Regions from separate parts of the Homo sapiens genome. Here regions 2, 3, 4 and 5 are each linked to region 1. Evidence: chromatin loops called from intact Hi-C (ENCODE). Cell type or tissue: B cell. All regions are shown on one strand. Each heading gives the region's core, and the rest is flanking DNA. Links, peaks and the distances in the headings are about the cores only. Region 1 holds the start of ACVR1 (activin A receptor type 1). Region 2 holds the start of ACVR1C (activin A receptor type 1C). Region 3 has its middle 48 kb from the start of CYTIP. Region 4 holds the start of ERMN (ermin). Region 5 holds the start of LOC124906082 (a long non-coding RNA gene).

Evidence for each region. Hi-C counts contacts between places; a loop is a spot of excess contacts. Peaks named below come from ENCODE experiments on the same cell type or tissue, not always from the same donor. Only the 100,000 strongest peaks of a DNase experiment are listed, where the experiment ranks them.
Region 2: it touches region 1 in a loop (9-fold over the local background); 13 of 110 quality-filtered maps call a loop at or near these places.
Region 3: a loop joins it to region 1, with 9 times the contacts of the local background. A loop is called at or near these places in 6 of 110 quality-filtered maps.
Region 4: it touches region 1 in a loop (2.9-fold over the local background); 4 of 110 quality-filtered maps call a loop at or near these places.
Region 5: it touches region 1 in a loop (14-fold over the local background); 5 of 110 quality-filtered maps call a loop at or near these places.

The regions. Positions count from the first base shown.
Region 1 is chr2:157,873,969-157,878,639 of GRCh38, forward strand. ACVR1 (activin A receptor type 1) reads right to left here and starts at 2,362. Exons shown (of 11, transcript NM_001111067.4): 1 at 1,828-2,362. It overlaps LOC105373714 (a long non-coding RNA gene), which reads left to right and starts at 2,616. Exons shown (of 2, transcript XR_923518.3): 1 at 2,616-2,748. RefSeq lists silencers at 1,834-2,043, 2,134-2,183, 2,194-2,413, 2,474-2,713, 2,734-2,923 and an enhancer at 2,309-2,603. In B cell, for the core only: a CTCF peak has its summit at 2,475; DNase peaks (open chromatin) are centred at 1,913 and 2,323; H3K4me3 peaks cover 2,396 bases; H3K27ac peaks cover 2,081 bases.
Region 2 is chr2:157,626,598-157,631,268 of GRCh38, forward strand. It overlaps ACVR1C (activin A receptor type 1C), which reads right to left and starts at 2,267. Exons shown (of 9, transcript NM_145259.3): 1 at 1,975-2,267. The coding sequence starts at 2,047. RefSeq lists a silencer at 1,982-2,211. In B cell, for the core only: a CTCF peak has its summit at 2,590; a DNase peak (open chromatin) is centred at 2,194; H3K4me3 peaks cover 2,014 bases; H3K27me3 peaks cover 1,266 bases.
Region 3 is chr2:157,490,158-157,494,828 of GRCh38, forward strand. No RefSeq gene overlaps it. Among named protein-coding and RNA genes, the nearest start is that of CYTIP, 48 kb to the left of the region's middle. In B cell, for the core only: CTCF peaks have their summits at 2,236 (motif pointing right) and 2,436; a DNase peak (open chromatin) is centred at 2,234.
Region 4 is chr2:157,325,376-157,330,046 of GRCh38, forward strand. ERMN (ermin) reads right to left here and starts at 449. Exons shown (of 3, transcript NM_020711.3): 1 at 27-449. The coding sequence starts at 267. RefSeq lists an enhancer at 333-882. In B cell, for the core only: CTCF peaks have their summits at 2,348 (motif pointing right) and 2,547; a DNase peak (open chromatin) is centred at 2,356; H3K4me3 peaks cover 370 bases.
Region 5 is chr2:156,345,413-156,350,083 of GRCh38, forward strand. LOC124906082 (a long non-coding RNA gene) reads left to right here and starts at 1,696. Exons shown (of 2, transcript XR_007088691.1): 1 at 1,696-1,829. In B cell, for the core only: no CTCF peak of the experiment used is centred there; no DNase peak of the experiment used is centred there.

The sequences.
Region 1 (4,671 bases), core at 417-4,416:
AATTCAAATGATCACTCTCTTCCAAGGTACAAAAGTTGTAAGACTACTATCTAAATCAAGTTTTATTTAAAACCACCCTCTCCATTTCAAGTAAAACTCAACAACACAGCTGGAAAAGGAGGGCATGAACCCAATCTATAATCATCCCAATCCTTAGTCTTTGTCACCTATCCAGAATTTATCTATCCATCATTCACCACCTGTGAGTACCTGCATAAGGGGTAATAGCAGAAATGCTATTATCCAACACCCAGTTACATCAACTTAAGGCCTAGATTTCAGCTTCAAAAGAATTCCATTTTTTAAAATTCCAAGACAGAAAATAAAAACAAGTGAATCATAAAATAAGTGATCGAGGTCCCATCCAGGCATAAGATAACCTCCTGACCCCTATGTCCCCATCAGTGAAATGGATGAGGCCCATATTTCAAACTTAAGCAGTCTGCACACTATGAAGCTGCATGGCGAGGCCGATGTCTGAGGTCAGCACAAGTCTAGTGTCTGCTGGCTGCCCAAGCCTGGGCCCCTGGCCAGCAACCCACCTCCAGAGACAAGTGCCAGGACATACTATAGTGTTTCCATTTAAGGCCCGCCACTTGGATCAGCCCATCTCTGAAATTTCTTAACACCACCTTTCCAGGAAGAATTTTTTTGGGGAAAAGGGAGGTGGTGTCTATTTTTTGCCACCGCCTTCCCTTGGGCTGTCAGAGCAATCTGCATCTCTGGGACAGGATTCTTTAAAACCACTGGGTTATGTCTCAATTCATGGGCCTCTTCTCAAAAATATGTAAAAACATGTATGGAACGGGCCCCTTTGCCCATCATCTAACTCTTATCATACATCCCTCAAAAAAGAAAGAAAAGCCCAATAAAATTGACAAGTCCATTGTATTACCTTGCTGCCTCTCTCCAAAAGCCAAATTCATGACAACTTTTTAACCAAGACTTTTCTTCTGTTACTAAGTGGAACGTTTTCTTCTCTAAGTAGCTTTTCTCCCATGCAAGCAGCGTTCAAATCTCCAGGGGAAAGGAGGGGTGGGGAGGGGGTGGGAGACTATCTGGCACAAACTGGACAGAGCCGAGCCAGTCTAGAACCCGACGGAAGTTACTGAATCCAGCGGCCCCAGAGGCCCACATCTCTTCTTAGTGCGCCCGAGGTTCTAGCCTCACTGTTTTGGTTACAGTGTTGAAGGAAGGGTTTTAAACTTGGCAAAGTACCGTGCAACATCTGTAACCACATTTGCCTTCTGGGGATCGGAAGATGAATCCCACATTCCTGGCTTTGAAGCTTTTTGAAACTGCAGCTAGGAAGAACCGAGGGAGGGAGGGAGTTGAGCAGAGTTTATTGGCTGTCTCTCCAGCAGAAAATTCCTCTTGGAAGAGATGGATATTTTGAGGGTGGGGGAAATTCGCCTATCTATCTCCTTACTCTCTACAAGCTCAGCTAGGAAGGTAAGCCCCGTGGCCCCGCGGCCAGATCGATTTACAAGTCAGAGTCGCACACCCTGAAGGAGTTCACAACACACACACACACACACACGCACTCACACACACCCCAATACAAACCTGAGACCCCCGCTCCACGCCTCTGCCCCCCCACCCCCCATATCCCACCAGCAGTTCAGGCCCAAAGCAAGACAGTTTTGTTCCGCGGCTGCTTCCCCCACGGAGAGGGGATCAAGCTTGGGGGAGAAAGGAATGAAAGCGAGGGGGAGGCACCGCAGACGCCCACCCTGCCACCCCCGATCCCTGCCTCTTCTCCCGCTAGGCTACCTCCTCCCTCAGTCCTCCCGGCTCCAGCAGGCGCGGCCGGCGACCTGCGCTCACCTCGGGTCCCGCCGCGGCCGGGGGCTGAGCCGGGGGAGGCGGAGTGCGAGGCAGCCGGGCGCTGCAGGTCGGCGCGGCGCGGGGCGGCGCGGGGCGGGGCGGGGCGGTGCAGCCGGCGAGGGAGCCCGGAACTCTGCGGGGCCGGGAGCCGGGGGCCGAGGGCCGGCCCAGAGCGGCGGCGGCTGCGGTGGCTGCAGCGGAGCGGTGCGTGGGGCCGGGAGCTTCCCGGCCCTGGGGCCGGCGCGGCTGGCCGAGGAGCAGGCTGGCAGCGGCAGCGGCGGCAGCGGCAGCCACCCGGGGGAAAGAGCCGGGGGAGGGCGGGGAGGCGGGGTGAAGAGGAGGAGGAAGGGGAGGAGGGCGGGCAGAATAAACTTCCCGAGGCGCAGAGGCTCGGGCTGGGAGCACGACCGCGGGCGGGGCGGGCGGACCAGCTGGGCTTGCCCCCGGGGGCGGCGGGGGAGACCGTCACAGAGAGTAGAAAAGTTCCCCCTGCGCCGAGGGGGAGGCTGCGGCGGCGGCGGCGGCTGCAAAGAGCAGGAGCCGGAGCGGGAGGAGCGGGAGGAGGAGGAGGAGGAAGTGGCTGCGGAGCGCTCGGCCAATGAGTGTCTGGAGCTGTGATTAACCAGGCAGCAACACATCATTTCCTCCCGGCGCGGATCCAGGGAGCCGGGAGGGGAGAGAGGAGGCGGCGGGGCGGGGCCGTCCCCGCGCCCCCTGCAGGCGCCCGGCCGAGGGCGAGCCCGCCGAGCCCCGCCGAGCCTGACCGCGCCGCCCCCGGCGCGCCTGGCGCTGTCTGGCCGGTCGCTTGGCCCGGGTGGAAGCTATGAGCGCGCCGCCAGCGGGGCTCCTCGGAGGCGGCGGGGCAGGCCCGAGCTGGGCTCCTGTGGCCGGGGTGGGAGGAGAAGAGGCCGCGCGGCACGGGTGAGTGCCCAGGTAGGCGCGGGCGGGGCCGTCTGGACAGCTCCCGAGGGCGCGCGGGGCAGGCGGGCGGACGGGCGGGCATCCCGGGCCCGGCGACTGCGGGCGGCCACCTACTCGAGCCCTGCATGTCAGACTTGGGCTGGATTCTCAGAGAGAAGCCTTAGCATTCTCATCCAGGCCATCTCTGACCTGCCTTCAGATCCCCTTCCACTTTGCTCATTTCCTTGCAAGGTCTAGGGTTATGACAGAGCTTGCCATGTTCGCCTTTGGCTTCCTTAGTAACAGAAATAAGCATGGAGGGGCTTCTGCAGTGATCTAGCCCTGTCCTAGGCGCCATGGGAGCTTACAGTGGAAATGCAGGAACATTCTCCGCTGCAGAGAGTCTGATAACCTCGGTCCTTAGATACACAAAAACACCCCAGTGTGCTAATATTACCCAGAGCATCAAAAAGGCATGCAAGGATCAAATTTTGCATGGTTCCTGCTGAGTGTAAAGGAAAGCACTAAGCCATTTTCTCTGCCCTCTAGAAGCTTATAATGTACAGTCCTATCACAAAGCAGAATAAAAACATGAAACCTATAAATGGGAATGCCATAAAGTATTTTTATCTCTACAGGTTCATTCATGCAGAGGGCATTTATTGGGTGACTGCAGTACTGCAAAAGGTTGCAAAGGAAATGGAAGATCTGGTCCCTGCAGGTTGGGAGTTTACAATCTAATTAGAAATACAAGGCATATATACGTGAAAAAACTAGAATCCCCAGCTGTAAGCAAAAGGATGGAGTAGGTGGGAGCATTTTTTTCATAAAGAGAGCTTTGTACCTGTATGATTGGTGAGGAGCAGGAGAGGCAAGTTCAGTACCAATCAAGGCAAGAGCACCTATATGTATCCCTGCTCTATAGAATGATGTAACAGGGCCCTCATTGTCACTTGGCTGAAGTGTCAGCTCTGCCACTTACAAACTGTTTTGAACTGGGGCACATTTTTAACCTAAGAAGGGAATACAGGTTGTCTCGTGAGGTGGTTGTGCAGTTCAAATGAGATTACAAACGTGAAAGCTTGTGAAGCTCAATGATGTACATTCATGGAGTCCTCATTGTACAAACTGGCCCTTCTTGGTAACCTTTAGAGTTCCCTCCCAGGCTGTAAGCTGCAAGAGGGCAGGGACCAGGTCTGATTGTATTCATCATGTATCACAATGTTTAGCAGAAGGGTTCATGTGGGTGTTCAATAAAGTTTTGCTGAGTAGGTAAATAAATGAATTAATGAATCCTGTTATGCTCTGAACAGTTCCTATTATTTGTTCCTTAAGCAGTTCCTTCAATAGTGGTCTTATTGTATGGCTGGCTCAGTGAAAAACACTCTAACTCAACCTCCTGTGACTTACTAGTGTGCCAGGAGACTGGGAGAATTCTGGATGGTACTGTCAGAGGCATTCAAACCAGAGAAACTCCATTTTGAATGAGGGCTAGGAAAATGAGACTGAGACTGGCTGGGCTGCATTCTCGGGAAGTTAGGCTTTCTTAGCCTCTAGATGTTTACAGCTAAGGGAACAAATTAATAGTGTTTACTAAACAAACCCAGACTTGGGAGTGTCCAGATATCCCGATATCTGGAGAACAAAGGCATTCCTAATTTTGCTTTAAAGATAATATTGATTCTTGCAAAATATAGTAATTTATTTATTTATCACAAACTCTTGTAGCAGAGCACATCTCCCTATATATACGAGCGATGTACCTAGCATGGAATCGTTCCTCCTCTTACTTTCGGCAACATCCTACTTTGTCTATGGAGTAGGTGTCCTTTCACCACTTTGCTTTCTTAATAAACTGGCTTTTACTTTACACTGCGGACTCGCCCTGAATTCTTTCTTGCGTGAGATCCAAGAACCCTCTCTTGGGGTCTGGATTGGGACCCC
Region 2 (4,671 bases), core at 317-4,316, 250 kb before region 1:
ATAATTTGTAAAAGTGACCAGGTAAAAATACAGTTGGCTAACCATGTCATAAAACCAATTGAAAAAGTGAAAAGCAAAACAAAACTACCTTGAATCTTTCTACTAAATAGCCAGAGTTTTATATAAAGTTAAGAATAAATACTATAAGTAGCAATATACATTGTTAACGTGGGACACAGAGGGGTAAAAACTTCTTAAGGAGATTTGAAAATGATTGCACTTGACATAGAAAAGTTTTTCATAAAAGTTCAGCTTCAATAAATACATCTCTACTATATTATTCCATATCATGCATTTTTCTTAGACTTCAAATTTTAAGTGAGCGACTTTGAATGGATTATCTTTTTTTTATTTTTTGCATATTTCAATGTCAAAAGTTTCCATGCCTTTTCAAGAACATGAGGCATGTTGCTATGCTCAAGGTCTCTGAAATTTTCTAAAGATTCTGGGTATACAACAAAATATACCCTTGAAGCTACATTTTAAAAAAATTGAATCTGTTTTGTAGAAATGTGTGCAGCCAAGTTATCAGCTCCTCCAAATAAAAAGAGTTGTACAGACAGCCTCCAGAGGCAGTTTCACCCCATCAAAACTGTGATACCTTGAAGACTTTTTTTTGTAAACTCTATTAAATTGTCAAGAGCACTTTCAGTATCCCAAGTTAGCAGAGTTTTCACCCATTTTTTAAAGACTTTCCCATAGTTGGTTTTCTCCCACTTATAAATTTATTAACTCTAAATGCAAATATTTCACTTTATCCCATCATCTTTCCGACAGTCTTGGGCTGTTTTCCTAAAAGATAACTGGAATGTTTTAATCCTCAGATTTTGTCAATTAATCCTTTTCAATAATCAAATTTATATTTGAATATTGTATTTAGTGATTCTCTCAGGCCATCTGAAACACTGAAATCTGTACATGACAGCAATCATATCATTCAAATCATTCTCTTGCACATGTCACTAAGAGGAAAACGACCCACCATGAATATAGCTATTAATGTCAAACAGATTGTCATCTGGGAAAACAAAATGCATCAAAATCAGCTTCGGACAAAACACAGCTCTATGGGAAAACACCAGATTTTTATGTGCAAATGTCTTCAATGTCTGATAGAAATTTTTAAAGAATGAGTTAGCAAAGAATCTGCTCCTCCTCTGCATAATCCAGGACAATGTAATGAAAATAGTTTTCGAGGTAAAGGGCTTTTAGTCACAGCATATTATGATTTTACCAAAGATGCATTTGCCCCACTTTCTAGTAAACATTATAAAGAAACGTCTGGCTTCTAGATTGGGTAGAGGGCTCTATTTAGCCTATCAAGGCACAGACCTGTTATAAACTCTGGGGCGCTTGCCAGAATTTTTTTCCCCAGGAACTCTGAGTAAAGATCGTACCTCGAAAGCAATGTGCGTTGCAAACCACACAGATTTAAGCTCCCACTCTCGCCTCCATAGCTTGGCATCTGCGGCTTTTGGGGTATTCCCCGCCTCCTAAAACTCAGACTAAATCACCACCTCCCACCACCACCATGCCACCATCCTTGAGCAGCTCTCAGGGGCTTAGCACAGAGCGCGTCCGACGCATACCTGCAGCCCTCCAGGTCCCTGCAGGGTGAACCCAGCTCCCAGCCATGCGCGCACCCACAAACGCTCTCCTATTTTCTCCGCTGCAAACTGCCCACAAATTAGTCACCCACCTCACCCCTACTACTTATTCCCCCACGTCCCTGCTGCCTTTTCCCTCTTCCGGGCGGCTTCGTCCCCAACACACCTGTCTACCCCTACGGCTGCCAGACGTCAGGTGCCCACGCTGCACCCTATCCCGCGCCCCCTCAATCCGACTGGCGCTTCCCTGTCCGCCCCGAAGGTCAGTTTGCTCGGAGCACCCCCTGTCCCCCACCCCCGTGCTCACCCGCAGACCTCCTCCCAGCTCCCACCCTCGCGGGCGTCGGGAGAGAAACCAGCACCGTACCTGGCGAGAGCTCGGCGGCCGCTGCGAGCAGCAGGAGAGCCTGGCGGAGCGCTGAGCAGAGCGCCCGGGTCATCGCCACCAGGCGGCCGCGCCGGGGCTGCGAGGCCCCAGAGCAGAGCGAGGCAGCCGGGGCAGCACGGCCCGCTTTGAAGTTCCCGGGCCGCGGGAGGGGAGCGCGGCACCGACACCCTTTTGAAGTGCGCGGTTGGCTCTAGTCAGTGTGGGCGCCCCCCTCCCCGGCCGCCCCCATCCCACGCCCCCTGCGGCTGGCGGTGCGCGGCGCTCCTGCCACTGGCCCCGCAGCCGGGCGGGGAGCGGGTGGTGGGGCGGGCGGCAGAGCCCGCCCCTGCCGCGCCTCCGCCCCCTGCGCCCTCTCGCAGCCGCCCGGGCCTGCTGCTGCAGGGCAGGCAGGCAAAGGCGGCCCTGTGCCCGGCAGTGAGATCGCCCAGAGCTGGGGCGAAGAAAGAGGGGGCGTGGGGAAGCAGTGCGGAGCCTCCGGGACTAGATACTCAGGAATGGGGCTTCTCACGGGAGGAAAAGCCCCACTGAGACTTTAGGGAAACTTCAACTACGCGGCGATTGCGCCCAGGTGATCCGCTCTATAACCTCCCGCAGAAGAGCCAGCCTCCTAGCTCTCCTGACGTTTGTTGTCCAGGGTCCTTAAGTCCAACCAGGTTGCGCTGTGAGAGCCCCGCGGGCTTCCTACTGGCTTGTCCCACCCCTGCGTCCTGGCCATTTGTGCCTCTGGGGAAGGGCGCCCTCTCTGTTCATCCCTGGAAATGACCAGTTGTCCGACTGCCTTCTGGACCTATAAGCTTTGGTTTAACAAACTTCATCTCTTCTTGGGTGCCTTTTGGGAACCCTTCCCTCTATGAATGGCGACCAAAGCTGGACCACCTGCGCCAGGTGATGTGGCCATCTACAATGTGTGACCCACGTCTGGTGGTAAAAGACCTCACCTATGGAAGATAATTTCGGCAGCTACAACTTCAGCAATTGAAGAACTAAGGGAACATACACACACACACACACACACACACACACACACACACACACACACGGATTAAGGGAAGGGGAAGAATTGTTTAAAGTAGTATATGAAAAACTTGTTTGAGTATTGTTTAATCCCTAGAGGCTAACTGTCAAACGGGTGCCTGAAAATATAAGGCCTGGATTGTGCCTGAAAATATAAGGACAACGGCAACATTACCAATTTATAGAAATTAAATTCAATTCACCTATGGAGCCTGAACATTAAAGTGAATGGGATTATTTCAATCTGAACAACGCGAAAAAGCAAGAATACAATACTGGTGTTATTACTACTGTTGGGGGTTCCTTGAAAAGTGATAGCGTCATAAAAATTGCTTTAGAGTAAAACATTTCTTGCTTCTTCACCTAGCTCAGGACTAAATTATATGCTAGGTGTTCTAAGTTCTATGAAAGACCTATGGTGAAATGTTGTATGTAATTGACTTTATTATCAAAGGATCACAGTATGGGAGATGAGATGGTTGTTGGACTTTGAGATGTGGGTGGCATCCTGAGGATCTTTTCTGCCACCATCTTATATTCCTAAGCACAAAAAAACTTTGTTCTTGTTTTATCCTGGATCCAAACAAACAAAAAACTGGAGATGTGGGACAAATCTGAGCCCTTTCAGACACCCACAAAACAGATGCTTTTTTAAAAAGGCAAGAAACTGCTAGGACACATTATATTTTGTCTGGTTTGGCTTGCTAATTATTTGATAACTGCACCTTAAATTGTGATCTGCCAATAGATCATGATACCGGGAGCCTAAATAGCAGAATGTAATGAACTTTCTGGGTCTGCTTCCTCAAAAGTAAATGGAACTTAATTCCTCCCTATTTCCCAGAACTTTGACCAGGATCAAAAAGGGTAGTGTATGAGAGAGCATTGTTAAACCATACACATTACAACAATGGCAGGGATTTACTCCCCACATACTTATTTTGTCTCTAAAGCAACATCCTCTGCAAGTTGTAAAGCTCTCATTTGCAAAAAAAAAAAAAAAAAAAAAAAAAAGGCCGGTCGCGGTGGCTCACGCCTGTAATCCCAGCACCTTGGGAGGCCGAGACGGGCGGATCACGAGGTCAGGAGATCGAGACCATCCTGGCTAATATGGTGAAACACCGTCTCTACTAAAAATACAAAAAATTAGCCAGGTGTGGTGGCGGGTGCCTGTAGTCCCAGCTACTCGGGAGGCTGAGGCAGGAGAATGACGTGAACCCAGGAGGCAGAGCTTGCAGTGAGCCGAAATGGCGCCACTGCACTCCAGCCTGGGCGACAGAGCAAGACTCCGTCTCCAAAAAAAAAAAAAAAAAAAGCTTATTATTCCAAGAAGTCAAATATTGAATAACTCCAATATTCTACACAAACTCAATGCTTTCCTCTTAGTCTAATGGTGCGTTATCAACACGGTAGCCACTAGCCACATGTGAATATTGAGCCCCTGAAATGTGCCTAGACTGAATCGACATATGATGTAAATAAAAAATACATGCTAGATCCAAAGATTTAGTACAACAATAAGAATGTAAAAAATACATTACTAATAATTTTATCTTGCTTAAATGTTGCAATGATAGTATTTTGGACATAGAGTTGAATAAAATATATTATTAAATCAATATTACCTATTTCTGTTTACTTTTTAGTGTGACTACCAGAAAA
Region 3 (4,671 bases), core at 406-4,405, 380 kb before region 1:
ACAGTAAAAGCAGGACTTGTACTAGGCTGGTTAGCTGAGTCATTGTATGTGGAAGTGGCATAAAGGCAGTGCAGTCGCCTGCTGATCATGCTTCTACATACATTGCATGTACAGAAAATGGCAAATAAACTTCTCCCTGAGCAAGGTTTCTTACTATGGTTAATGAGGAGAGTTGGCCAAAGTTCCTCTCCAACTCAGGCATCTCTGGATCCAGCCAGTTTTAGTTTTTCCAGGGCTGAGCTTCTTCCCAGAGATTTTTGAAATAAGAACTCAAGATACAACAGACACAAGTGGGGATTTCCTCACAGTGCATACCCAAAAACCTGGAACCCTGGGTTACACAGGGAATCACTAACCCACCCTAGTTTGGACTGAACATAGAGGCTGTTGTGGTTCTCACTCAGAAATTTACATATATTTTTAAAGTTGTAGAGAACTATAATGCCACTTAAAACCCAACATTCCTCCCTAAAAAATACTTCTCTGATGAACCAGAATATGATGGAGGTATAATATTGATCCAACATTCAAATGTATTGGTTAACACACATACCCCATGAAATTCAAGCTCCACATCTTAGCAGTTAAGTAGCACCTTCCTTTGGCCCCAAAGTACCTTTCCAGCCTCAGCCTCATCTTCATCCTCCTTATCACTCTGGCCACAGCATAGGTTTTCATAACAGTATGTGATGCTTACCTGGTACCCTCTGTCTTGAAGCCTGCCCCCACCCAGCTTCAATAGACAGACAGACAGACAGACACAGACACACACACACACACGCACACCCACCTTTTCTACTTAAAAAACTTCATTCTTCAAGAGCACATGATATCTTCTTAGCCAATTTCTTCCCAAAATATATCATGTATAGAGATCATATCTTATTCCTTCTTATCTTCAGCAATTAGTATAAATCTTTGTTGAACGTGGATTTCCTAAAACACATCAATATAGCATTTACTGAGGCTGGCAAGGTGATCAATTACTTGGGTTTACTCTTCAGCTGGTTGCACAAATTGGATTTTAAAAAATCTTTTTATTAAGCAGAGCTGTTAATGAAGAGAATAAAATCAATTAAATAAATTATTAAGTTGAAAACAGATCTATTATTTTTATTAGAGAGGTGCTACATTAATAATACCATTATTACTCAGCTTCTCACACCTTAGATGGCAAAAAACTTCAGAGCCTGGGCCATGTTCTATCTACTCCAAATATAATAGCACTGAAGGGAAAACTATATACCTGTGGAACTTCTACAGGAGGATGAGAAACAGCTAAACATCAACAGCAATGACAATGCCAGCTGAAACTGCTTATTTCTGATTTCAACTTACATAGGAAGAGAACAGAATAAAGGGATAGGGAAGGATCAAAAAGAGAAAAGAAGGAGAGGAAACCAAGGCAATGGCTGCTGGAAAACATTATCCTTAGAATTAGGTTCTGCCATTTTTCTCTTTATGAAAGTGAGAAATAGAGACATTTCTCTTGATTGCACAGAACAGAATGACCAGCAATTGGAGATAAATACTACTTAGTAAAAAGTTGTCCCATCTTCAAAGGCTCTTGCAAAAATTAGGGGCTGCTGATCTCTTTCAGTATTTTAGGAAGAGTCCTGTCATTATCTAGATTTGAAACATTGATGTCTGTTTTTCAGTTTTACTCAAAATAAACAGGGAAATCAATAATTTAACCTGTGAATAGCATGTATGTTTAAAACCACATACTTTTAGTGGGCATAGTAAAGTGCTCCTGTAAATATTCTTAGTTCACTTGATCCTCACAGCAACCCTTCAAGATGAGTATGGCATCTTTTTACAGATAAAGAGACCGAGTCTCAGAGAGATTCAGTATCTTGCAGAATTAATATATAAACCCCAACAGTCTAACTGCACTCTTGTTATTCTTTCATCAAATTACAACACTATGTGAACACTTTAAGAATTATTATAGATGCAACTTTTATTCTTTACAGAACAAAATGCTGGCACTTTATATTATGCACCCAAATTTACTGAACAGGAGGTCTGTATATGATATAAAACGATTTTTTTTCCTTGACACCTGGAAATTACCTGAGAATCCCGATGTCATTTAAGGAATGCATTCCCAAGTTAATTAAACCTCATCAACACACAAGCAAATATTTATTTTCAGTTCTAAAAGCTTTCAGCCTTAATTCTTTAGCAGGCAATGCAAATTCATGTTTCCCGCCAAATCCAGCAGAGGGCAGGATACTCCCACCAACAGTCAGCAGCTGGCTAGTGCCTCTAGCCAAGCCAGTGCAGTTGCCTGGTGCAGTGTTCCTGCACTGGAGCAATCATCATCTTCTCACCTGGATCCGAAATACAGTGCAGGCTTGTGCTGAAAATAGGGAATGTGGGATGTACCCTTGGAAATGTCCAGAAAAGTTTTGCCTTAGAGGCTGCTCACATTTTGTTTGAGCTAAAGATACCTGGAAACTAGCCAGTTCCCATTACCTTCCTGGAATATCTTGCTGAGGATGCTACACTATGGAATTAATTTAAGATATACCATGATAGTTTCTGTTTCTGGCTTTAGGCCATCTTAGGTCATAGCCGAGCTACTCCACTATTGGGCTCCATGCCTCACTCCCACACCTTCTATCTCCCTGTGTCCCTAACAACTCTTAAGAGCTACCCATTGCATGGCTTCCTCTGTCTGTCATCCCTGCATAACCCTCACTAATCAAGAACAATGACCTCCTGCCCACTAATTCAACTTCTCCCCAAGCCTGACTTACGGGCCACCTCCTCCAGGAAGTTGCTGGAGGTCCTTGAACCAGTGGTCATCATCAAGAAACATTTGCCAATGTCAAAGTCAAATGAAATATAAAGAAGAATCTTTAAACTCACTGTTCCATTTGGGAATCACAGAATTGCAATATGAGTTATACACACACACAGAGGTGGTCTTCAGTATGTCTGAAGAACAAAGAGAAGGTTGGAAGTTTTACTGGAAAGAGAAATGTTATGTTATCTTGAAAGAAAACTCATTGGCACTAGCAAAGTTTTGGGGGACTGGCAAGCTCTGATTGGTGAGTGATGGTGGTAGGTAAAATTAATCTTAAGAGTGTCAGCAGGTTGTTTCAGCAACTGGGCATGTGGACAATTCTTGGGGTAGGTGTTATGTGCCCCCAGTCATTTTCTCCCTTACCCCTTGAATCTTATTTAGTTCAGTATGACAATAATAAATCAATGTGTGTAATTAACTTTCACAGTAAGCGAACTATTGGGTGAAGGTTTTGTACTAGAACTTGGGTCTAAAAAGATATATCCCATTCCTTCCAGTCCAGATAGTAGCATGGTAAATGTAACATGGAAAACAGCAAGGATAAATGCCACAGTTCACAGGAGAGAACAGTGCTTCTGAAGGTGGCAGAATAATTGTAGCAAACTTCTAGATTTTTCAAACTATGGACTAGAAGTTTGTGATTAGGACCTCAAAGGCTCCCAGGGTGAGGTGGCATTAGGGGAAGGGATGGGTAGTTGGACAGGCTTTGTACCACCCCCAAAACCACTTCCCTACCCTCACTTCCCCCCACCTCCAACCAGATGAAAACAATGCCATTTTAACCTGTATTATTTATGTACACCTCTGGATACTACATAAAGACTTCCTTTAAAGAAAGCGGATCTGCAAGTAAGCAAACAATCCACCCACAATAATCATAACAACAACAAAACAAATTTAAAAAAAAAACAGCTTAAAAATCACTGGTCTAAAATTCAAAGGCCTTTCTTCACTGTTGAGGAAGCCATTCCTGGAGAGGAGGAAAGACCAAACTAAGCTGTAGGCTGATCAGTGAGGGAACTGGAATTTGAATTCCATCTAGCCTCTAAAGCCTAACACTTTTGACTAAACGATGAGGCTTATATTGAGCCTGAAAGATAAGGAGTCATTAAATAAAGGGATGAACCCCTTAGTCATTCTTAGGTAAAAAGAGTCACCCAACCAGCAAAGCCTCCCAGAGCAGAGGTGAGGGGAAAAGTTGCTTGCATGAACTTAACCAGCCACAGATTAAGGTTATGTTTTAAACCACGTTTATTGGCAAGGCATTGAGCGCTTGGACAGAGTGACAAACCAGATAGATGTGACAACTCTCTGTGTTCATGGAGCTTACATTCTAGTAAAAGATATGGACATGTCATTATCATTTGAGAAAAGTTACACTGGAGAAGTACAATGTTCTACAAGGGAGTTATTAAATTCTATGCTCAGCACCACCTCCCAGATTATTCTTTCAGCCATGTCTAATTAATTATTCAAACAACTAGTTGTCCCAATTGCATAAAGTCCAGCCTGGCTCTCTTTAGGCCTTTCTCCACCCTCAATGCAGAATGTCATCCAGGATCTCAAGTTGCATTTATTTGTCATGTCTACTCAGTCTTCTGCAATCTGGGACAGTTTCTTAGTCTTTTCTTTTTCATGACCTTGACACTTTTGAAGAGTATGGTCAGCTGTTTAATAGAATATTCTTCAATCTGTTTGTCTAATATTTCCTTATGATTAAATAAAACTCATGTATTTTTGGCAAGAATACCCCAGAAATGATACCATACTCTTCTCAGTGCATCATATAGAGAGTCCATGTTGTCAAAGTGTCACATTTTGATGATGTTAACTTTGATCGCTTAGTTAAGTTAGTC
Region 4 (4,671 bases), core at 445-4,444, 550 kb before region 1:
AATTAAGGAGAAGGGAAACACTTTACCTTTTAGCATTTTGTCCTCCATGGATGAGTTGAGCAGCATGTTCCCTTGTAATTTTCTTCTTTCCTCCTGACTTCCTTTGGTGAGTGCACCTTCCAGACTGGGTTCTACCCTGTAGTGTGGCAGGGGGCTGTCCACATCAGTCAATTCCTCACTGATTTTAGTGATTGTTTGTTGACCGTTTTCAGGTGGTTTATCCCCATTACACTCAGCCTGGGTAAATGTAGCCGGAACATCTGTCATGATGTGCGGTTGAATCCGATCTGGAGAGAGAGCTTTAGGGAAACTGAGTGAGTAGATCCTTGATAAGATACCTGCTCTTGCCTTCAAGTCCTATAGTTCCAACTCCTACTCTAAGAGCACAAATTATTCACTTTAGTACATAATAACAAGGTTCTTTTCCTAAAAGTATCCAGACAGAGATTAGAGCAAAAGCAAGAGGATTTGTCAGATCTGCCAGGAGCCATGAGCAAGAATCCAGCCAATCACCACCTTCTTTGTTGCTTGCCAGTTCCCTGGCAGAGTTAAAGGCATCCTTTTGATTTACATAAACAAACAATCTGAAGCAATCAGGCTTTTGTGTTGGCATGTAGAGAGGGACTTTCAGCTTGTCAGTCCCCCTCTGGGAACAGAGATTTTTGTCCCTTTTCATAATGGCCCATTGTAATTTTCCCTGTAACAGGAGCCACAATTGTCCCACAGCTTTAATCCAGAGAGAATGACCACCTTGAGGCATATTAGTTCTGTGTAACCAGCTTAACATTTCCAAACAGATTTTGTTCAAGTAAAACCTCAGCTATTTTGTAAAGGACAATGGCATTGTTTCTTATTTATTAAAAAATAAAACAGCTTATGGAAAAAACCTATAAACAGGACAACTTTACTGTAAATGGTTCTGGCTGCAGATTTGATGGTGTGCTTCCAGCAGGCTGGAGAAGGGACCTATGAAATAAACAAATTCTACCAACTTGCTAATACCAAAAGTTTTATAATTTCAGAGTAATTTACTTAGTCTATAGCTTCTTATCCTCTAGTTTATGTCTGCTGAAGCCCAGCCGATCCTTTAAAACCCTAATAAAATTATCGCCATGAAGGTTTCTCCTCCCCCAATCAGAATTACAATCCTTTCTATTCCATACTGATATTACACAATGCTGGTAAAATGTAGAGGACCAATGCAATCTGCCCTTGGGAGAAACAGGTGATTATGTTAAATGACTGCTACTGACCACCCCTTCCTTTTTAAATCTTTTTCTTTTTTGGATTTCTCATAGTACAAAATGGTTCCAGAGCCTTTGCCCACACAGCTCCTTCTATGTGAAATGCCCTTCTCTTCCTCAAGCCCAAGCCCTGGGCTGACCAGCTTCCCTAAGTTCTGTTTTTAAGCTTAAATATCATCTCCTTAACTACACTATCTCTAACCGCCAGGATTAGGACAGGACTCTGTTACACATTGTCTTTGCCCTTCAGAGTATTCTTCATGGTTGTAACTAAATAAGCAACTGCACAATTATCTCTGTAATGTCTGTTTCACCAACTGCAAACTAAGTTTCATCTGGCGAGGGGCCAGTTTAACTTGCTTACATGTGTCCCCAGCACTTAGCATCTGGCTTGGAATAGTAGCACGCAATAAAAATAATTATATATATACACATATATACACAAATAATTATATATATACACATACATAACAAGAATTATATTATATATATAATATATACAATAAATTTTATCCCCAAGAGAATAAATTTCAGATCATTTTTAAAGAGAAGAAGAATAGGTGTTGAAGAGTTGTAGTAAGCATATCACCTTTAAAAGTGTGTCTAGGGCTGAGCCCATTCAGGTCTATATCAGGGACAACACCTCACTCTTGTATAATCCCCTCTCCCTTGTCCTTGGAAGACATCTCTAATAGATCCTAGATCTCCCTCCCGCGTCATCACCAGCTGTTCTCTAGTCAGCACTCTAATTCTATGTTTGTTTGATTGTTTAACTGTTTTAACAAACGCTCATATCACACTTATTATGTGCAAGCTACTGTCCTAATTGACTCATAAATAGTAATACACTTACTCTTCATAACAGTCTTCTGAGGTAGGTGCTGTTGTTATCTCCATTTTATAGACTAGAAAAATGAAGTGCAGAGAGATTAAGGAGTTCAGCTAGTAAGGTCACAGAGCCAGCAAGCCTACTGATGAGAGTTTGCAGCACAGATGAAGCTAAGCGCCATCCCTGGCCTGTGTGCAGATGTTTCCTTGGACCAGAGATCCCACAGGGGTTCGGCATTAGCACCTTGGCAGTAGAGACAGTTGTGGCCAGGAGAGGGCAGCAGAGAGCCTAAGGCAGTCTCAAGACCTGCCCCAGAGACACCCTGCAGCTGCTGAGGATGATGTTCTGGGAGCGTCCTCCCAAGAAATTCAACTACAAGCTTACTGTTGAGAAGATATTGAGTGGAATCATATGGGAGAATGCAGAAACTAAGACCAAGCTTAGGAACAAATGGGGACATACTAGATTGTGAGATCCTTAGGGCAGGAAGTGGCACTAATTCAACCAAATGCCCTGCGATAAACACAGGAGTACAGAAATACATTAGCTCCAAAGGTCATGCCTCCAATCACTCCGTTCCCTCGGGGCTGCCAAGTACCTCAATCCAGGGACATAGCAAAGTTGAGACAGTTCAGATTCATTGTCTCTCCTACTCCTAGATTTCTATTACCCCATGGCAACGGGCACCTCATACCCATAGCCTAGCTTTTATGGGAATTCGTGTCTTTATTTTTGGATTGCCTTCTTTCTAAAACCATGCTGTGACATTTTTTATGGCCTTAAAATTATTTCAGTTTTGGAAAGATAGAGAAATGATCCAGAGTTCTGTCATCCTTGGCTAACCATGTGTTTACATTTATTTAAAAACATGCTTTTATGCTGCCCTAGGGAATAATGGAGGTCGGGTAAATGGTTTGTAACGTGTATTATTTTTTCCTACAAGTAGACGGCAACATGAGACACATTTAGCAACAAGATGAGTCTATCCAACTACTAGATAAAACATAGGCTATTTTGTTCATAAAGAGGTAAGTTGTCTCCCATTATTTGTAACAACCTATGACTTAGAAAGTATGTTAGAATTTGCACTATCATCCTTACTTCAAATACAATTGCAGAATGTTCACTGTATGAAACATGACTGTTTTATTTTATGTAGTTTACTGGATCTTGTGGCTTTTTCCTTAGAAGAATTTCGCTCTTGTCACCTAGGCTGGAGTACAGTGGCACAATCTCGGCTCACTGCAACCTCTGCCTCCCAGGTTCAAGAGATTCTCCTGCCTCAGCCTCCTGAGTAGCTGGGATTACAGGCATGCGCCTTGATGCCTGGCTAATTTTTGTATTTTTAGTAGCGGGGAGGATTTCTCCATGTTGGTCAGGCTGGTCTCGAACTCCTGGCCTCAGGTGATCCACCCGCCTTGGCCTCCCAAAGTGCTGGGATTACAGGCATAAAGCACTACACCTGGCCCCTAGTTATTATTCTTAATGCTAAAGGACATTGTACAAATGTAACCATTATTAAATCTAAAGCCAAAAAAAAGGTAATGAAAAGATTTTCATATAAGAATATAAAGAATCAAAATAAAATTATGTAAATATTCACTTTCCATTTGTCCAATACCAAATGCTTAATGTTAAGGCTATCTTAGGTCCAGAATCAGGATTTGGGGAAAAGTCATAAAATCTTGATCTTTAATCTTAATCATATGTGAAAAGCCAAGCCACAAGCTAATGTTATGGCTAAGAGATGGTCACAGAGCACTGAATAAAAACAAGAAATACATTTAAAAGAAAAATGTTGATCCTGGCAGCTTGAAGCCAATCTTAAACAAACATTGACTTACATAGTTGGGACAGGGGTATTGTTTCAATTAGGGTTGGAAGGGAAAGGCAGAACCACTAAGAGATGGAGCAATCCATCTATCAATCGATCAATTGATTGATCAATCAGAAGGGATTTGACTTTACACAATGGTGGGTGCCAGTGAAGCTGCCTCTATATGTCTGCTGTTGCATTTGATGCTGGAGCCTGAAGTCTGCAGGGCAGGAAGTTGGGAAGGGATGATGGATAGAAACTTAAAGGGGGAGAGCAAGAACAAACTGGGTTCCCAGGTATAAGCTGGACACACGGGGGCAAACTGAAACCCGCGTCGGCTCTCAGTGCCTCTGACCTTAGCGGTTGGAATGCCCTCCCAAAGAAGCCCGGCCCAGGATCATAGAAGCTGGAGGAAGATCCAGGGAGGTGGAACAGTTGCAGGCCCAGCTGCTGCCCATGCACCAGGTGAGGCAGCAGACGGGCAGCAGTGTGTGCCAGCTACAAAATAGCTGCTTCACTTCCGCCCCACCAAGCTCACAGAACAATGTTTACTTTGGCTCACGTTTCTTTTTCAGGAATCATTCAGGAAAGAAAATTCAGGGAAATTTAGTTTAGCCTAGTCAGACTGACATACAACAGTCACAATCCTACCAATAACCCATAGAATTTTCTATAAGGAATAGAGCAATGACCCAGGGAATGTGCAACCCTAAACAAGCCTGAAGAGACAGGATCATCCCAATTGGTTCACTTCAGGGATTAAAATTCCAAATTGAAGGGCC
Region 5 (4,671 bases), core at 213-4,212, 1.5 Mb before region 1:
TTTTAATGGGTAATGCCTCAAGCTGCCCAGACTTTGGTATCCTCCCATTGATGGGAGCCACTGCAAACAACTTTGTTGTTCTAGTATAAATTATCAACCTCCAACTAGGATTTGTTAACTATGAATTTTTTAAAATCCTCTGTGTGGGTTTAGGGTCCTAGACTTGTTTGCCCTCGGTTTCATTCCTGGTTCTTCTTTCCCCTCCTCTGGTCCATATCACAGGGACACTAATCCCTGCAAGCTGCATTTCCAAGCTTCCTTGTGAGCTGGTTGCCAGCTGGGTTTGAATGGGAAGCTGGAGGAGGACAGTGGAGAGCTGGAGGGTAGGAAAAGCTAGGGTGTTCCCCACCACACTGCCACACTCCAGCTCCGGCCAAGTGATCCATGACCTCTGACCCTGTGCCCCGGTATCACAGCCTCTTTCCTTTATTCTTCCATTTTGGAGTCACAGTGCCTTCATCCTTTTGAAAAATAACTGTCCCTTTTTTGGTTTCTTAGCTCTGTTCTCACCTGTTTTACAAATTTATTGAATTAAATTCTCCCTATGTTAAATACTCAGAGCAGTTTCTGTTTTCCTGGTTGGAGCCTGAATCCATATATCCCTTTGACAGGCATTACTGGACCGTATACACGGAAAATTCGATTATTCCTTGAATTTCTTTTGCTAGGAATTCTTTTTTAAAATGTGCTACTTAGAAGTGCTAATAAAGGGTTCAGTCCTCAGAAAAGCAGGATAAAACCTAGTACACTTTAAAAAATCAATTTCCTGTGGGCATAATATTAAAAATTATAAACACAAAATATTACATAACTTCTCGTAAGTCAGAACAGGGCAAATACATAGCTGAGGCTGAGACATAAATTCCATGCCAATAAGAAGGGTGGCATATAATACCTGTCAAGGCTTAATTTACATCACACATTTGTGAGGCCTACTCATTCACTAGCTTGTTTGCCAATGGTCTCCGCCTCCTCAGATCTTAAACGAGAGAAGGAGAGAGAGAAAGAAGAAGACACTTACATTACTAATTTGAAACTTTATTATATATGTGATTCCTTGGAATAATATTTTGAAATCTACATCATGTCTGTATTTTTCTTTTCCCTGTATTTTCTGCTATTGCTTCTCTCCTCCCTCTCCACCCCTGTAAGCAGATCTCCTACTGGGTGTTCATTGTCCCAAGAAGAGGTAAAAGGAAATGCAAACAAAAATGATCTATGAGTATTTATGGCTTTGTTTTATAAAATCCTAAATTCTTAAGAAAAAGAATCCAGAGTATCTGGAAGAAGCTTCAAAGGGGAAAATATTTTTCTGAAACTGTTAAAAGGATTCCCGTGGGCACATACAAGGGGAGAGAGACAGAACGATTAGGTTTCCTGAGGGAGAAACAAGGAACTAGAAGCTGATACTGGGGAAGTAGCCCAAGTAAGAAGAGGCCAGGGTACACTTGGCAAAGGAATCCCAAGAGGTTGTGGTTTTAGCATCCAGGTGTGTCACGGGAGACAAATCATCACACAAATACTACCTAGACCTTACTCATCTGTACTAGAGATTGCACTAGTTCTTCTTTCCATTGACCGGTCTTCACCCTAGGGAGCCAAAGTGACTGGTCAAGACTTGTACAGGAGCCACCAGGAGGGATCTCTGTATTTCTTTGTTCTCTGTACTTGAACAAATGTAAATTGCCACCACAGGGCACAAGCCTGCTGGAGAACAGAGCCAACACAGAGAAAATGGATCCAGGAGATGAAGATGGAGAAACTGGGTGCTGAAGACCTTTGAGCTGTTTTTGGAGCTAGACTGATCACTGGACTTTCAAATCATATGAGTAAATTTGTTCTCTTTTAGGTGAAGTTAGCTTGGATTGAATTTTCTGTCATTTGAAATAGAATCCTAATTGATACACTTGTCTCCAATACCTGTTCAAAGCCTTAGTGAGGCATAGTAAGTACAGAACTTAGCTGTTGACCAATATCAGTGCATACACATATGATACCAATTTATTAACTTACTGCTACTGGGCCAAGGAAAGGGAGTTGTAATATTATCACACGTGTGGCATGTCAGAATCAAATTGGAGTACCTGCTTTTGTTTAAACTTCCAGGGAGGATGGAACTCTTCTTACCACAGACATATTAAACCCTCTTACCACCACTACAGAAAATTCAGCAGTCAAAGCAGGAGGCATTCAACATAATAGCCTTTGTTCCCTGTATATCTTCCACCTTTTTATTGCTGCACCCCCACCTCCAGCTTTTACTCCTAGTTAACTAATAGTTGTCCGTGCTGCTTCATGCATTAGTACCTCTGCACGAGCTCTTTTCTTAGGCTGGAATGTACTTCCTAGTACTGTCTACCCTTCTAGGCCCAGCTCAAGTGCCCCAGCCTCTGAAATGTCTTTTGTTTTTTGTTTGTTTGTTGTTGTTGTTGTTGTTGTTGTTTTGAGGCAGGGTCTGGCTCTGTCACCCAAGTTGGAGTGCAGTAGTGCAATCTAGGCTCACCACAACTTCTGCCTCCCAAGCTGAAGCCATCCTCCCACCTCAGCCTCCTGAGTAACTGGAACTACAAGCACATGCCACCACACCCAGCTAATTTTCGTATATTTTGTAGTGATGGGGGAGCGTCTCACCATGTTGCCCAGGCTGGTCTTGAGCTCCTAGGCTCAAGTGATTCACCCACTTTGGCCTCGCAAAGTGCTGGGATTACAGGCATGAACCACTGTGTCTGGCCCCCTCTTCCGCGAAATTTTTTGTTTTACCTAACAATGACACAATCCTGCACTTCATACCTCCCATGCACATACTCTAAAATGGATCATTTACTTGTGTCACACTCTGTACATCCTTCTATTTCCAATGTTTTTCTGTTTATTTATCTAGCTCTTCTACTACTAGACTGAGCGCCACAAGGGCAGGAATGCTCTCCAATTCATCTTGGAATTTTTTAGGTTCCTGGCCATTAAGCTATAAATAATTATGCCTGGTGGAAATAAATAATCAAATACATTTAATGAATGGCTGTGGAAGCAAAGAGATTCATACATTTTTATAGCTGGGAACTTAGAATTCACCTAATCCTGTGAGGTAAAATATGTTTCGCAGGAATAGCAAAATTATAGATTCTACGAGAATAAATTTTTTAATTTCATCAGAACTCATCACATGATAGCATTCTGTATTTTATACTTGCATAAGTATAGTAATGTATCACAAAGTTTAAGAATCTTTATTCTTTAAATTTGTCTATCTTCTTTTTCTAAGTTAAAGACCTTCTTTCTATTCTCTTTAAGCATTTTATTCATATGTCAGAGTGCTTCTCAGATCTACACACTATTTGTGATTACATAATATTTTATTATCGCCAAGAACCCAAACATTAGTTCAAATAGTAAATAAATTCAGATACCTTAAAGAGCCAAGCTAAATATAACTGAAAAATGACTCTCCACCCATTTTATACAAACACACACACGTACATACACACACGTTCATATCCATGATCTTTAGTAATCCCACAATTTCAACATCTTTGTGTAGGAAGGGAGTTGCTGTCACATGAAAAGGTTACAGATGGATCCTATTTCTTATAGACCTGAAGGAATCTGGGCATGCTTAGAAGCAGGAGAATGAATATTGTGGAAATGGACAATAATCTGCATGAAAATGTATCCAGTTATCTCCATTTAGGATTGACTCAGTACAGACTATGTTATATTTGGGGAGATATTTTTCTTCTTTAATATGAATTGTCTTTGGTGATAATTATTTGCCCTTGAGATATATATGTAAGTAGAATCCCATAGATGATCAAGAAGAATTAGGTGGCAAATCTTCACTGCTACCAATGGGCAAGAATTGGAATGAAAACTCTACAGAGACTGTGCTATGAGAGAGTTTTTCTGTGGCATTATTTTATTTATTTTGTTTATTTTTTATTTATTTTTATTATTTTATTTTATTTATTTATTTTTATTTATTATTTATTTATTTATTTTTCTGTGCCTACCTAAGACTTTGGGAAAGGTATTGCTAAACATAATGTCCTGTGGGTTGTGCTGATTGAGAAAGGGGGCTGGACCCTCCATGAGATAAACTACCATAAAGTTTTAAAGATACATACCATAGAGAAAAGAGGAAAGATGCTTTTGAAGAGGAAGGTACATACACAATAGTGGACCTTGAGACAAGGAAGCCTGACTAGCAATCAGAGTATACTTTTAAGGGCATCTTTGTGAAAATGTTCAGTTTTTTGCTGTTCTTTAACTACTGGGAAAGTTTTATTTAGTGCAAGGGTCCCCAACCCCCAGGCCACAGACCAAGGCCTAACAGTCCATGGCCTATTAGGAACCAGGCTGCACAGCAGGAAGTGAGCAGCAGGGAGAGCCAGCAAAGCTTCATTTGTATTTACAGCCACTCTCCATTGCTGGCAGTAAGGCCTGAGCTTCACCTCCTGTCAGATCAGCAGCAGCATTAGACTCTCATAGAAGCTAGGTTCTGCACTCCTCATGAGAATCTAATGCCTGATGATCTGTCACTGTCTCCCATCATCCCCAGATGAGACTATCTAGTTGCAGAAAAACAAGCTCAGGGCTCCCACTGATTCTGCATTATGGTGAATTGTATAATTATTTCATTATTATATTTATATTATTGAATATATATTATATTCA